Linked DNA regions of Mus musculus: region 2 is linked to region 1. A link is a loop called in an ENCODE intact Hi-C map of the cell type or tissue named here. Cell type or tissue: heart. All regions are shown on one strand. Links, peaks and the distances in the headings refer to the core of each region. The heading gives the core; the rest is flanking DNA. Region 1 overlaps Rabgap1 (RAB GTPase activating protein 1). Region 2 holds the start of Rc3h2 (ring finger and CCCH-type zinc finger domains 2).

Region 1 (8,341 bases), core at 278-8,277:
AGGCTCTATAAGTTCCCTCTCCTTACTGTTGGACATTTCATCTAAGGTCCCTCCCTTTGATTACTGAGAGTCTCTTACCTCCCAGGTCTCTGGTGCATTCTGGAGGGTCCCCCCAACCTCCTATTTCCTGAGGTTGCCTGCTTCAATTCTTTCTTCTGGCCCTCAGGGCTTCAGTCATTTTTCCTCACCCAATACCAGATCTGACTTAAAAGTCTATGTCTTTTTATTGGGAGAATGGAGTCTGTTGATGTTAAGAGATAGTAAGGAAAATGATTGTTCCTTTCTGCTCTTTTCGTTGTTAGAGGTAGAATTATGTTTGTGTGGCTATTATCTTTGGGGCTTTTTGAAAGAAGATTACTTCTTGCTTTTTCTAGGGAGTAATTTCCCTCCTTATGTTGGAGTTTTCTACCTATTATCCTTTGTAGCGCTGGATTTGTGGAAAGATATTCTGTAAATTTGGGTTTGTCATGTAATATCTTAGTTTCTCCATCTATGGTAATTGAGAGTTTCACTGGGTATAGTAGCCTGGGCTGGCATTTGTGTTCTCTTAGGGTCTGTATGACATCTGTCCAGGATTTTCTGGGTTTCAGAGTCTGGTGAGAAGTCTGGTGTAATTCTGATAGGTCTGCCTTTATATGGTACTTAACATTTTCCCCTTATTGCTTTTAATATTCTTTTTTTGTTTTGTGCATTTGTTGTTCTGATTATTATGTATCGGGAGGAATTTCTTTTCTGGTCCAGTCTATTTGGAGTTCTTTAGGCTTCTTGTATGTTCATGGGCATCTCTTTCTTTAGGTTAGGGAAGTTTTCTTCTATAATTTTGTTGAAGATATTTACTGGCCCTTTATGTTGGGAATTTTCATTCTCTTCTTATTATCTTTAGGTTTGGTCTTCTCATTGTTTCCTGGATTTCCTGGATGTTTTGGGTTAGGAGTTTTTTGCATTTTGTATTTTCTTTGATTGTTGTGTCACTGTTTTCTATGGTATCTTCTGCACCTGAGATTCTCTCTTCCATCTCTTGTATTCTGTTGGTGATGTTTATGTCTATGACTCCTAATCTCTTTCCTAGGTTTTCTGTCTCCAAGCTTGTATCCCTTTGTGATTTCTTTATTGTTTGTATTTCCATCTTTAGATTCTGGATGGTTTTGTTCAAAGTCTAGCTTCCTCCTGATTCTGTGATCTGGGGCATTTCAGAGCACCTGGGAGTTGGGTCCCTCTGGGTGTTGTAAGAGTGGGTGCAGAGCCAGTACCCCAGGTCTGCTCCAGGTGCAGGTTCAGACCAGAAGGAACCCGTGCCACTGGGCTGACTAGGGTTCCTATGTCCCTGGATCCTGTGGGACCAGTTACTCTGGGTATTGGGACAGATGTTGTGGTCTCTTCACCTGTTATCCTAGGCATTTTAGAGCACCTGGGAGTCAACCTTTCTCCAGGTTTAGGTTTCTAATATTAACTATTTCTGTTATTTTTTTTAAAAAATCCCTCTTTGATGGTTTTAATTTAGAAATCTAACAAATTAGGTAATTTTAACTGAAAAAAAAAAAAAAACTCTAAGGGAAAGACAAGTGATTACCTTCTCCCAAGTAAGTAAACATCTAACCCTAATAAAGTACTTCCTATTTATTTTTATATATTTATTATGATTGCATGTTTTTGTACATGATACAGGGAGTAGGGGTATACAATTCAGTTAACAACTTGGCATTGGTCCTCTCCTTCTACCCTATGGAGTTTCGGGAATCCAGGTCTAGTCACCAGACTTGCTCAGAAAGCCTTCACTTGCTGCATTATCTCATTGAACCCGAAAAGGACTCTGTATAAAGTGCAGACCTCCTCAGTGGCAGCCTGCATGAGTTTCTACCATTGCCCAGATTAAGAGAGAGAGCATGTCTAGCATTCAAGAGTGATCCCTTTTGTTACACACACACACACACACACACACACACACACACACCCAGACACAAAAACAACTGCTGTTCTGAACTGTATCCTTAAAAGTTGATTTTGCTTGTTTCATGTAAAAGAAGTCTAGCAGCAAATGCTTTTGTGAGTCACTGGCCACTGGAGGGAGAGTGTTTCTGTCTTACTGATAACAGCCAATTTCCTGACATCTCTGCTTATAGGTGAGCCGGATACTTTACAGTTTTGCCACCGCCTTCCGCCGCTCTGCCAAGCAGACCCCACTCTCAGCCACAGCTGCACCACAGACTCCTGACAGCGACATCTTTACCTTCTCTGTGTCTTTAGAAATAAAAGAAGATGATGGTAAAGGTTATTTTAGGTAGGCCATCTCAAATTATTTATTTTGCTTAATTTTAGTATACTATTATTTGTGGTACAGAAGAAACTAGGTCAGACTAGATATATTTGATACTTAAAATGATTACTTCTACAGGGAATACGTTTATGCAGTAATAAAGGGAGAAAAGAAAGATTTACTTTAATTTTTTTCTTTTTGTTTTTAGAGACAGGTTTTTCTTGTAGCCCAGTCTGACCTCGAACGCACAGAGATCCACCTGCCTCTTCCTCCCATATGCTAAGATTAAAGACATGTGCCACCACTGCCTGGCTACAGTGTTAATGTTTAAAGCATTAGAAAAGTTCATCTTATGACTATCTTTTATTTTAAGTCAGAATGGTTGACTGACAGCTGATAAAAATTAGGACTCAAGGTGGCCAAAGTTAGGTAGACTACATTTATAGCGATATTGGTATCTTAGTTAGGGTTACAATTGCTGTGGTGGAAGTCAAAACAGGAACTCAAACAAGGCCAAAACCTGAAAGCAGAAGCTGATGCAGAGGCCATGGAAGGGTGCTGCTTACTGGCTTGTTCCTCATGTTTACCCAGCCTGCTTTCTAAATAGAACCCGGGACTACCAGCCCTGGGATGACACCACCCACAATGGACTGTACCTTTTTCCATAAATCACTAAAGAAAATATCCTACAAGCTTGCCTACAGCAGATTTTATGGAGCCATTGTCTTAACTGAGGTTTCCTTATACAGCTTCAACTCATGTCAAGTTGGCATGAAACTGTCCAGCACAATTTGTCTTGCTTTTTTTGTTAGTTTGGTTGTCTGATTTTTATTTAAAGAGCTTTTTGACATCCAGTTTTACCATTAAAGTTTGTCTAAACACATAAAAAGGGAAATAATGGGCTTTGTCCCAAGTCGAGCCTTCTATATACAGTTAAAAAAAAAAAAACCCTACGATTGGTGTTCATCTCTCATTATTTCATTTTACTAATTCACTCATTTATCCTTTGAAACTGGAAATCATTGTGTAGCTTAGAACTCAGAATATAAGCTAACACTTGGGAGGCAGAAGCAGGAGGATGGCTGAGTTTGAGGCCAGCCTAACAGCCAGGTCTACAGAGTGACTTCAGGGCAGTCAGGGCTAATCAGAGAAAGCTTGTCTGAAAAACCAATGGGGATCAAAAAACAATAGCAACACCAGCAACAAAATCACCTCAGAATGAAGCTCCAGCCGGCCACAGATTCACAGTAGCCCTCCAGTCTTAGCTTCCCAGCCGCTGATAGTATAGGTCTGAGCTGCCATGCCTGGCTGGTTTGGTTTTTTAAGTGAAATATTTCTTTGAATAATAGGAAGGACCCTGAAATAAACATTAAAACTTTTGTTTAATTGTTGCTAATTTTAACAGTGTGGCCATTTTGAAGTTCCTTTACCTCTCCAGTCTATAATTCCCTTATTTGTAAGATGCAGTGGCTACACACAAATCCTTTGTGTCTAAATGTTTGCAAGATGACTGGATTTTTTCCCATATAGCTCATATCATAAAATGAGTGGTCATAATTAATAATCATATGTACATATGTCTTCCTCATAACATGGGCAAAATCAAATTATGAGAAAATATATGATCTCTAAAAATCACTTTCCAGTAAAAAAAATAGTAGCTGACTAGTTTTGTCTGAAACTAGTGTCTGTTTGGAATTGCAGTGCCACCTGGTGGCCAGTTTTATTATTAGAAAAAAGAAATCAGTCTTACATTGTTATAATTATTACCAAGCAACTTGTAAAAATTTACCCCTGAGAAACTTTCAAAATGATTGGTTCAGGTTGGTTGCCTGGCTGTTTACTTGCCTGCTTGATTAATTGATTTGGTCTCATTTAACGTTACAAGCAACTCAACCAGATAGAATTGTGCCTCAGCTTCCCAAGTCTTGATCATCTTTCTTTAAGGTATACAGTGAGGATTAAATGTAAAGGTAACATAGCTAACAGGACAAGAAGTACAAATTGGCCCCCAATGTTCAATAGAGTGAATTCCCACTGGTTACACTTTCCATTTTGCTTCCAATTAATGCAGACCAAATAGTTCTGCGTCAGGTGACTTTACTGAGTTTGTATTGTTATTTGGCACTGAAGATTGAACCCAAGGCATATTTGGCAAGCACTGAGTTGTATTGTTCAACTCAGAAGTTGAACCCAAGGCAACTTCTGAGTTGTAATTTACTCAGCTCATTGCTGTTTCAAACTGCTGAGAGAGTTATGTTTACTTATACTTAACTATCCTTAGACTATAAAAGACTAAGTTAGGGGCTGGAGAGACAGCTCTGAGGCTTAAAACCTCTGCCTCTCCAAAAGTCTGTGTTCAATTTACAGTAGCCACATGGTGGCTCACAACCTTCCATAATGAGACCTGGTACCCTCTTCTGACATGGAAGCATACATACAGGCAGAACACTATATACATAGTAAATATTTTTTAAAATGAGAGGGACTAAGGTACATAAGGACAGATGAAAATGAGGCCTGTTTGCCAGAAATACTTAACAGTTTGGAGTATGAAATTTTTCTTTGAACATGTTTATCATTTGAAGATTCCTTTGCTAGAATTCTTTGCTTTGTAATAAAAGTATTAGAGAATATTAGATTGGCAACTAACACAAATGCACAGCACATCAAGGGAGTATCTAAGTGATAAATACTTAACAGTGTTCAGCTACTCATTATTTTATCTACCAATAGTCCCATTGGTGTTAAGTTAGTGTTTTACAGTGATAAGAGTTCCTGCATCATGGCTGGTCACCTCTGTCACTGTTACCTTTGAAAAAAGTGCCCCTAGAGCTAGAGAATAGATGGTACATTTGGTGATTAATTTTGTAAAGTGGCTTTTTCATCTTTATTAAGCTGGTATTTATTAGCTCCTTTCCTTGTTTTAATAATAACAACATTAGTATTAATAACACAAGGTCAGCACTACCTAAGATTAGTAACTTGTCATGGCTAGGCAATAAGATTAGTAACTTGTCATGGCTAGGCAATAAGAAATTGGTCACATTTTTTTCATCCTGTTATTCACATTCAGTTCTAGTTTCTTTCTTGCTATTACTTGTAAACCAGAGGAAAGAATCAGAAATTTAAGGTCTTTGTTACCACTGTATCTGACAAGATAATTGTTAGCAACATTAATGAAATATGCTGGCCTTCTTACAGTGCTGTTCCCAAAGACAAGGACAGGCAATGCTTTAAACTTCGACAAGGAATTGATAAGAAGATTGTTATCTGTGTGCAGCAAACAGCTAACAAAGAACTTGCCATTGAAAGGTAAACATATTTTTTTATGTTTAGTGTAAATATGAGTTTTGTTTTTTAATCTGTCTAGTAGAGTAGTCATACACTTTATTAGAATTTTACTTACAGAGTATATTGACTCTTGGTAATTATTTTGTGCTTTTTGCAGTGTTTCTTACTCTCAAAATCACTCTGATAAATCTTTAGTTATTACTGCTGATCTCTAGTATGTGATAATAAAAGAAAAAAATTGCTTAGCTCAGGTAAAGATGATTATGATGACAATATTGGTTTAAGTTATATTCTTAGTTTTATTACAAGTTTATGTCAGTTCTCTCTCTCTCTCTCTTTTTTTTTTTTTTAAACAGGTGCTTTGGTCTTCTCCTTAGCCCAGGAAAAGATGTCCGAAACAGTGATATGCACTTGCTGGATTTGGTGAGATTTTGTTGTTGTTGTTGTTGTGGGCTCTTTTGGTTGTGGTTGGTTTTTATTAGAAATCTATAAACTACTTCTATCTTGTTTGTCTATTGATTTACCTTATCACATTAGACTCAAAACATGTCTTATATATAAACACTTATATAAAAGTGTTTGTGTAAGCAACAAAGCAATGCACAAAGGGACATGGGAGTTACAAGTCTGACCTTGAATGTGTAGGTCAGCCTTGGTGTCTTGACCTGTGTAGTGGGAATAATATTTTTTGTCTACTTATGAGGTAGGATTGATGTAAGAATCAAACTGTCAGATCCTTTACTTTACACGTAGGGACTAGGCACAGTGGCACATACACTTGGGACGCAGAGGCAGGCAGATCTCTGAGTTTGAGGCTAGCTTGGTCTGTACAGAGTGAGTTCCAGGACAGCCAGAGCTATACAGAGAAACCCTGACTCAAAATCAAAACAAAACACCACCACCAACAACAAAAGAACCCAAGTAGGAGTAATTGTAGCATAAGCCTATAAGATCCCTTGGGAGGTAGGGGCAATCACACAAGACCTTATTTAAAATAAAATAAAATAAAATAAAATAAAATAAAATAAAAAATGAAAATAGTCGGGCGTGGTGGTGCACACCTTTAATCCCAGCACTTGGGAGGCAGAGGCAGGGGGATTTCTGAGTTCGAGGCCAGCCTGGTCTATAAAGTGAGTTCCAGGACAGCCAGGGCTATACAGAGAAACCCTGTCTCGAAAAACCAAAAAAGAAAAAAAAAAAAAAAAAAGAAAGAAAGAAAATAGTAGGAGGTATTATTTTTGCAAGTATATGAAAGTCATTATTTATAAAACTAAAAGTTATAAATTTCACCAATGCTTTATGTACATTTATCTTACATATAACTTTAGAACCAGTTATGCAAGTAATTGATGTGCTAATCTTAACTGAAATCATTCAAGTGCTCCTCTCTCTGCCTTTAAACAATCTCTGATACTTGAGCATCTTTACTCAAGGCTACATACATCAGTGACGTCTCTGTTTCACACACTGTTCAGTAGAAGGCTGTTTTGTTGTCTTTTGAGTTTCAACATAAATTACTAAGCAAGATGCCACATGAAAAGCTGTCTACACTATGAATGATATCCCTTATATCAGAGCAATTTATCCCTTATATTAGAGTACATGCCTTCTATACTGGAGAATCAATAAATCTAATCAACTATAGCGGCTGTGTTTATTTGGCTGTTGACAGTGTTCATGTCCAGAAGAAAAAACACGGAAAGAGTTGAATACTAAACACTATACATTATTTCATCTTAGAATCATTATTAATAGCATAGGAGTCAGAAACTAGCCTTGAATCATGTCCTCCACTAATCAAATTTTGTACTTCAGTTGCTAATATGAAAATTAGGTTTATTTATTTCAGATCATCAAGATAAAAATGAATATAAGGTTTTAGAGGGCCATTCAGATTTCATTAATGGTTTGCTGTTTCATCCCAGAGAAGGCCAAGCAATTGCAAGTGTGAGTAATTACTGTATCTGCAGTGATGAACTTGGAAGGAAGACAAACAACTCATTGTATTCTCTCCTCTGGAATGAGAGTGCTGGCATCCTGAGAGGAGACTTTTAAGTTGATGGTTGCAGAGGCAAATGCAATGGTCTGGTTTTATGCTTTTGCAGCAGAATTTATCCCTTATATCAGAGCACTGGTGCTTCATAAACACCGTCAAAGTTGCTGTTATAGGAAGCAGTTGTTTAATTTGGGATACAACGTGGTCAGTTAGACTTTTCACATGGACCCAGTCTAGTTAGTCATTGTCAGGTGATCTGCAATTACTAGAACTTGGTTGCAACCACTGGTCATCATTGATTATGAGACACTGTCATCCCCTTCTTTCCTAGCAAAGAACAGTAGTTGTTGTGGGTAACATGAAACTTAAAGTCTTTGCTGCAGTGTAGATTCCTGTAGACTTCCATCTTAGGTAGGTAGGTAGGTAGGTAGGTAGATAGTGTTATTATATACACTATAAACTTGAAAAACTCAGTACAATCCTTATTAACGTTGTGTGTTCTGAAATCCTAGTTTTGAAAAGCCTCAAGATGAGGGTGAGCTGCCTTTAGCATTAAGGTTTATGTTTACTCTTCCTTAGGAGTCTATGGGCAAAAGTTCAGATGGAAAATCATATGTTATTACTGGAAGCTGGAACCCGAAATCCCCACATTTTCAAGTTGTGAATGAAGAAACTCCTAAAGGTAGTACAGAATATTTTTAGGCCTTATTCATTCTTATTTTACATGTATGGATGTTTTGGCTACATGTATGTCTGTACAGCACCTTCATGCCTGGTACCAGTAGAGGTCAGAAGAG
Region 2 (8,341 bases), core at 254-8,253, 64 kb before region 1:
TACTTTTTGAAACTAACATATTTGATGTTCTATTTTCTGGTTATAGAATTATAAATCCAGGCAAAAGATGAATTTCATTTAAATCTACAACTGGAAAGCCAAATTAATAACATAAATTGGTATTTTGCTAGACAGACATTTGTGTAGAAACACAGACTCTACTGCATTAGGGTTTCACAAACTGCTTGGTAACAGCAAACAAAGAACTAACACCCTTTTCCTTATTTCTCCAAGACTATTGGGACAGTGCTCCAGATGCACCTGACAGTTCTTTAATATATGTGTATACACACACACATACATACACACATACATATATTTATCTAGACAAGAGCTTTTAATACTAATTCATATTAAAAACTAAATAAATGCCTGTAAAATGTAAAGAATAGCTCAAATGAAACTGACCACACTGTCAATTTTTTTCCCCTGCTATATCACAGATTCTGATAGTAAACTTACTAAACTTTCTTTACACAATATGATTTGATTCCTAAAGATGCTTTCCTTTAGTATTATGGTCAATAAATTCTAAGTTATGCAAATAAAAAAATGAACATTTTATCCAAAACAGAGAAACATGCATAACCATTAAAATATTTCATTGGTGGCATAGGAGTTTCAGCTCTCTATTTGAAAGGTACTTCTTGAGTTTATCTAAATACTTTTACAATTATCCCCCCCAAATTTTTTTTTTGAAGCAGGGTTTCTTTCTAACAGCCTAGTTGTCCTGGAGCTCATAAACTACGGTGGCCTTGAACTCAGAGATACTCCTGCCTCTGCTTCTTGAGTACTGGGGCTAAAAAGTGTGCACCACTACCATCCAGCCTCCTATTTTTTTAATATGCCCAACCTCTTACTATTTTTATAGTTTTAAAAGCATATAAATAAACAATCAAGAGCTCAGTATACTAATTTATAGAACTTTTAGGCTTATAGTAACATATTTTACAATAACTTATTTGATTCAGTAGATATGACATCATAACTGCTAACATTTATAGTGACTAGCAAAGCACTTATCCCAAATATACTTCCCACATGTTTCAAGTTGAGATAAAATAGACTAAAAAGCCCAAAAATCTAGATGCCTACAGAGATTGAGAAAACATTCTCACTATTAACTAATTTCAGTACCTAGTTTTTAACACTGACAAGGCGTAAGATAAAGCACAGAAGGAGAAATACTCAAGTAGAGGCAGAACCTTAAACAGGCTCAGACTCCCAAGCTATAAGTTCCTTGATATAAGTCCAAATTCATAATATACAAAGAGTAACAGACTTGTTTTATAGATGTAAATTACAAACTTCTTTACCGAAATAAACAGTGTACTAGCAAAATACTTTCATTTTCTGTTACTCGTATTACATAGTCAGTTCAGAACCATGACACTTTTAAAAAGTCAGAATAGAGCATATGTCTTTTTCACTACTTTGTGTGTAAAACATAATAGTGTAACACAGTATTTTATAATTCTGTTTATACACTTATACACTTAGAGGTTGGTTGTTAAACAATCATTATTTACATTTGAGTACTATAGTGGACTACACTGACACTTCCCCATATAGAACATATCAAAGTAATTAGTTTTGTTCAAGGATGTAGCTCAGTTGTAGAACACTTGCCTAATGTTTGTGAAGCTTTAAATTCAATCCCCGGTACTGCAAAACAAAACAAAACAAAACACAGCTTTAGACTTAAAATCATACTAAAAGCATCAGAAGTACAATGTAAGATTTAACCTAAAAACAACAAGCAAACAGAGCTAATAGAAGCAAATTCTACATCTCAGCTCTCAAGAAAGAGATTTTGGATAAAAAAAGAGCTATATCACAACAACTGTTGTTCTGTTTTAATCTATAAAATTGATGAGATCAAATTTTACTCTTCAAATTAGGGGCTGAACCCAATTTTTAAAATAAGATAGAGCTTTCAATGCATTCTAATAGGCTTCTTAATGATGGCTAAACATGAAATACTTCAAGACTGAACTTACTTATTCTGCCTCTAAATAACTTTATCTTTCTTTTCTTTTCTTCTTTCTCCATTCCTAGCTGTCCTGGAACTCAATTTGTAGACCAGGCTGGCTTTACATTCAGAGATACACCTGTTTCTGCCTCCCCAAGTACTGGGACCAAAGGCTCACGCCACCATGTGGCTAACCTTATCTTTCTTATTACTGAAGTTCTTAGTTACTCTAATTATTCTGACTCTAAAAGGATACCATTGGGAAAGTTTTGGGTTCCACATGTATGTATGTATATTTTTATGTATGTATGTATGTATGTATGGTGCCACCGCATGGCAGTTGAGTCCTATAAATACGAAGGAAGTTCAGGGCAAGAGGACAGTTAGCAAGCTAAAGGTTAGCCTAGGCTACAGAGCAAGTTCCACCCTAGGCTGGGTCAAATGAGACCCTGAATCAAAAATATCAAAAAACTTCCAGCAGTGGTGGCACATGCCTTTTATCCCAGCACTCAGGAGGCAGAAGTAGGTGGATTTCTGTGAGTTCAAGGCCAGGATGGATTACACATAAAAAAAATAAATAAATAAATAAAAAAAAAACCCACAAAAAAATACAACAATCTCTGGTTTTCAAAAAGAAAAAACCATAGCGGAATCAATTTTGGTGGTTTATTTTATAAGTAAAATATCATTTTAACATGTAATCATGTAAAAACCTAAATATTAAAATGTTATAGAATATTCCATTAAGTCTTTGAAATGTAGTATACATTTTGCATTTAACAACACATTTCAAATTACACTAACTCCATTTTAAGTCCTTAACTGTCACATGTGGCTATCAAGTAGTAAAAGCAAATCTCGACTACAAATAATATAAAATAATACTCAAGATCTGATTTTTATTAGAAATTTTGAGGTACGAGTCACACACTTAAGGATTTAGAAATGGAATTAGAAATTAGAGATGTAATCAACAATTCTCACGAGACTGGGTACAAATCATCTTTAATTTCCAACTAGCTTTATTTTTAATCATAGACTTCCCTTTTCCATCTCTAGGAAATGAAATTTCAACCAGGTCCAACCAAAAATAAGCATGTACTTATTACAGCCTTGTTAAGCCAGGGATGGTGGTGCACACCTTTAGTCCCAGTGTTCATGAGGCAGAAACAGGTGTTCTCTTGAGTTCAATATTAGCCTTGTCTACATAGTGAGTTACAGGACAGTCAGGGCTACTTGTGAAGGGGAATCTTGTCTCAAAGAACAGAACAAAACAAAACAAAAAACAAAATAAACAAAACTTTTTACAAATTTATAGCATTTTTACCCATCACATAACGTACAGGCTCTAGTCTTAAAATATAAAATCCTAAGTGTAGAAAATAATGCCTCTGACAACTGGAAGGCAGCAAATTACAAACACAGAAACTAAATTAATGAAAACATGAACAAGAACGTCTTCTTGCATGTCATACTAACACAACAATAACTCATGGGGTAATTCAAAGGCTCCACTAATGAATTAGATTTCAATTCAATTCTCGAAGAATAAAAGCCTGTTTAATTATGGTACCTGTCTTCCCTAAACAAGACTAGAAAATATATTAAGTGTTTTGTCCTTCAAGCAATTTTCCAAACTCTGAATGTGGGAAACATGAATCACCAAATCAACAAAACAATGGTAATATTGGAAAATAGCCTTTAATAGGATAGAATAGTCTCTGGGTTTTCAAGAACTGACTGTGTTAGTAAACAATTTAAGTAAACAATTTAACATGGATATTGATGTCAGATCAGTGATGTAGTTTTTTAACCACATAAAAGGTAAAAACAGGAATCTACAAACTATTCTTAATGAGTCCAAGTCTTAGGCTGTGTATACAAGTTAACCACAAAGAGACTAGACCCACCAACTAGAACATTCGTTTCTTTCCTTCTGTCAAATAATATCACTTTAGTGTGCCATTATTAGCTTTCTCTGGTTAACTCCAAGTTTTTACTGGAACTTTAAAGCCTGACTACTAAAAATGACAGGAAGATTTGTAAAACACTTTTAACACTTTATTCGGGATATAAAGTCAACTCTAATTACAGTGGGTCAAGATGAGAAGAAATTCCTTAGGGTCCTAAGGTTAGGAGGACAGTGGGATTAAAAAGAACCGAGGTGGAGCTTAAACAAAAATCTAAACAGGTTGAGAATCACTGAATTTGAATACTTAATGTCTGTGATTACTTTAGACTATTTTGGTCTGAAGGCTGTGTCTGCCAGTATCTTAAAAACTCTGGTGATTTCAAGGATGGAAATGACAGCTACCCTTATCTCCTTCCTAACGACAGAAAAGTACAGCTGTTTCTCTTAGAAACAAAGATGCTTTCTACCATTCTCCTAAGATGGTGGAAGAGTCTCCTTATGAGGCTCCCCCAAGGAAAATAATAAGAAAGGGGGAAAGAAAACTATAGCAGAATTCCCTGGCTGTGCTTCATGCCATCGCTCCTAGTCACATCCCCTGGTCCAGCCATCTCCCTCCAGGGAGGTTAAGCCCTCCCTGGGCATTGTTTAGCCAGGGTCCCTATTTACAACACTCAGATCGCCTCCATCCCAGCGCTGTGGTCTCGGTAAGCCCAAGGGCTGAAAAGAAAACGCTAAGACAGGACCTGATCTCGGGGACCTTTTCGAAAGCCCCTCTTCCTACATGGGTTAAGCAAAGAAGGAAGCCGGCCTCTGTTCGGGTGGGATCCTCAGTGGTCAGAGGCGTCCCTTCAGCCGGTGCTGGAGAAAGGTGGCCATCTGAGCGTTTCGCTTCGCATCAAAAAGCCCTACCAGAGCGAGGGGCCTCTCTGTCGTGTCAGGTGCGGCCCGCGACTCCCAACCCTCGGGGTACCGGCGGCCACCGTGCACAGGCCGCCGGGCAGAGACAGCTCCCCGCCCCACCTCTGAGGACCCGGCAGCCGGGCCAGGGCCCCAGCCGCATCTTGCCCGCCCCCGCCCTACCTGAGGGGCCCGGGCGGGGTCGCTAAGGGCCGCTCCCGGGGGCCCCGCGACGGCGCGGCTCGGCGACGGAGGCGCCTCGTCTCGCCGGGGCAGAGCTCGGCGGCGGTTTCAGGGCCTCAAACTCCATCGGGAGCTACAGGGACAGCCCCGTTGGCGGCGGCGAAGGCCGCGACGGGGCCTCCTCCTCCTCCCTCCCTCCGCCTCCTCCTCCTCCTTCTCCTCCTCCTCCTCACCACGGAGGCGGACCTGGAGGGATCCCGATTTAGCTCTCGCGAGAAGATACTGTTCACTTCACGCGAGATTACGCAAGCCCGGGAGTTGGGGCAGAAGGGAAGCGTAGTGGCCCGGCCACCAGAACTGCGCATCAGTTTCCCTCTGAAGAAGAAAGCCACCCTCGTCACATGACAAAGGAACCCCAGAGTACTGTGGGAGATGATGCGAGGACTAGGCAAGACGAAGGGCCTTATGGGAAACTCCCTGCACATCTAAGCCTTGACCAGGAGGCTTGCAAGATTGAGCCAACGTTAAATTTATCATCCATAGAGCAGAACCTGCTTCATCTATGTTACAGTCTACTTTACTCTCTTTGTAGTGAGATACTAACCAGATTAGCAAATAATTCTCCAGTTTACAAAAACCAGGACCAAAGTGAAAACGTTTGGCAAACCCACCTACCTCATCTAAAATCCCAGATGCCTCAAAAGTGAGAAGGATCAAATTTTACAAGTTTTGGAATTATAACTCAATATTTGTTAGAGGACTTATGGCAACCTGTAAGGTAGGAATTATGAAGAAAGACTGAAAATAAGGATGAGAAAAGCAACAATTATAAACAAATATGCCAGGCTGTATGATAACTGATATTTTAAAAGCATTTTAGTTTTATAGTTAATTTATCAAAGTAATCCTAAAAGGTTAATATTGTGAATCTATGCTAATGATGTGCAACTGAATGTGAAACAAAATGTTCAGCAACATCCATGATAATAATCTGTATGTAAGTTAGAATATGGAAATTTCTCTAATGAAGCTTTAAATATACATGAGTTATAATCCAGATGTGGGGCTGGCGAGATGGCTCAGTGGTTAAAAGCACCGACTGTTCTTCTGAAGTTCCTGAATTCAAATCCCAGCAACCACACCGTGGCTCACATCTGATGCCCTCTTCTGGAGTGTCTGAAGACAGCTACAGTGTACTTACATATAATAAATAAATAAATCTTTAAAAAAAAATGCAGATGTGATGGTGCATCCCTGTGAACCCAGCAATTGAAAGGTCCAGGCAGAATCATAGACTGAACTGCTTACAACTGCAGCTCCAGTGACACAAAGCTTCTGGCAAGTGTGACAAGATCGGCTTTTTAGTTTTTGCATTTTGTTTTTTTTTGTGAAAGATCCATTGGCCCCACCTGTTTGTTGTTTGTTTTGTTTTCTGGTGCCTTGGCTAGCCTGTAACTAGCTCTGTAGACCAGGCTGGCCTCAAACGCAGAGATCTGACTGCTTCCCAAGTGCTGGGATTAAAGGCATGTACCACCACCTGGCAGCCCCACCAGCTATACATTAATAACTCATTATTCATAATTTCATCCAATTATGTTAATCAAAAAAGAAAGTTTCCCAACAATCAGGTGTACATTTTGGTATTTTCTTTTTGTTTTTGTTTCAAGACAGGGTTTCTTGTGTAGCCCTGGCTTTCCTGGAACTCACTCTGCCTCTGGAGTGCTGGGCTCAAAGGTGTGCACCATCACCACCTGGCACATTTCTGTTCTTTTCAACTGGACAGTGATGAGTAATTTTATATATACATGTTCCCTAACCTACTGTGTGTGCATTTTCCATTCTACTTCCATTTGATATTTTTCCATTTCACACAGGAAACATTCCCCAAACATGGAAAACCACATTAAAAGTTAACAATCACACCTTCCTTTCCCTATTATGTTTTTTAGACAGGGCTCAAAAACCTGTATAGTCTTGGCTGTCCTGGAATCACTCTATAGACCAGGCTGGCCTTGATCCTTGATATCTGCACGACCCAGCTTTCCCTATCATTTTTTAATCACTGGCATTTTTCCAAATTAATTTCAAAAACTTAACAATTGTTTGTCTACCTCCATTAAAATACAAGCCCTATGACAGTTGGTAATCTGTTTATCTACCTTTTAGTACATATATAAACCAGTAGGTAGGTTCTTTTTTTTTTTTAAGATTTATTTATTATTATAAGTACACTGTACCTGTCTTCAGATGCACCAGAAGAGGGCGTCAGATCTCATTATGGATGGTTGTGAGCCACTATGTGGTTGCTAGGATTTGAACTCAGGACCTTTGGAAGAGCAGTCCATGCTCTTAACCACTGAGCCATCTCTCCAGCCCCAGTAGGTAGTTCTACTTTTCACTGTCCAGTTGAAAATAACAGAAATGTGCCAGGTGGTGGTACATTAAACAGGCAGGAGAGAGTGAGTCTTTGGGCTTCATAGATTACCAGGTGGTTAATGTAGCTGACTACTCTTGCACAGCAACTGAGTGCAGTTCCCAGCTCACAGCTGCCTTCACTGCAGCTCCAGGAGGGGATCCAAAGCTGCTAGCAAGCATATGCCCACACATACACATAACTAAAAATATAATAATAAATCTTATGTACACATAACCCCACACACATAATTTTAAAAAACATTATTACTAAAGAGAAAATGATTCCTTTAAAATTCATAGAAATACACAAGCCCAAAGTTCTCCATTCCCACCTCCGGTTTATTGTTTCATACAAACATAATTACATCCAATGAAAAGAGGAAAGGATTTTCTCTACAACAAAGTAACAACCTTTTCAAGATCTTTTACACATTTAAATGCAGTACATACTAGGTTCAACCCAAATATACTGCTTTTTCTGACATAAACAAACAGCTAAAAGTATTTAAAATGAATAAATGCTACACTTTACTTTGTCATACCTTCATATCTTTACAGATTCTACTTTGCTGAATTTTTCAGAAATGTCATGCAAGCGGATGCTCTCCCAGGAATGTTTTTGTTTTGTTTTACTTTTTTATTTTGTTTTCCTTAAAACAATGTCTCCTGTATATGAGGCTGGCCTAAAACTTAGCTATATATAAGAAAGGCTGGCCCTGAACTGAATCTCTTGCCTCTATCTCCCAAGTGCTAGAATTATAGGCATGTGCACTTTGCCCAGCTCCTAGGATCAATTTGTCCACGTAATGGAAATAAATAATATAAATAACAACCACATTATAAAACACCCTCCCCACAAGCAAAACTTTCAAAGTGCTCACAAATTTTGATTTTACAACAATCTTACAAGGCACGAATAAAACTTAAAACACATTCAAAATGTTCTGAACACCCAGTATAGT

What was found. Peaks named below come from ENCODE experiments on the same cell type or tissue, not always from the same donor. Only the 100,000 strongest peaks of a DNase experiment are listed, where the experiment ranks them.
Region 2: a loop joins it to region 1, with 2.7 times the contacts of the local background. A loop is called at or near these places in 6 of 42 quality-filtered maps.

What each region holds. Positions count from the first base shown.
Region 1 is chr2:37,481,608-37,489,948 of GRCm38, forward strand. Rabgap1 (RAB GTPase activating protein 1) reads left to right here. Exons shown (of 26, transcript NM_146121.2): 6 at 2,121-2,278; 7 at 5,459-5,569; 8 at 5,905-5,971; 9 at 8,124-8,226. It also overlaps the pseudogene Gm17893. Among named protein-coding and RNA genes, the nearest start is that of Gpr21, 31 kb to the right of the region's middle. In heart, for the core only: CTCF peaks have their summits at 3,972 (motif pointing left) and 4,176; no DNase peak of the experiment used is centred there.
Region 2 is chr2:37,417,803-37,426,143 of GRCm38, forward strand. Rc3h2 (ring finger and CCCH-type zinc finger domains 2) reads right to left here and starts at 5,101. Exons shown (of 22, transcript NM_001100591.1): 1 at 4,965-5,101; 2 at 1,630-1,665. It overlaps Zbtb6 (zinc finger and BTB domain containing 6), which reads right to left. Exons shown (of 2, transcript NM_146253.5): 2 at 7,698-8,341. In heart, for the core only: no CTCF peak of the experiment used is centred there; a DNase peak (open chromatin) is centred at 5,239; H3K4me3 peaks cover 1,938 bases; H3K27ac peaks cover 1,688 bases.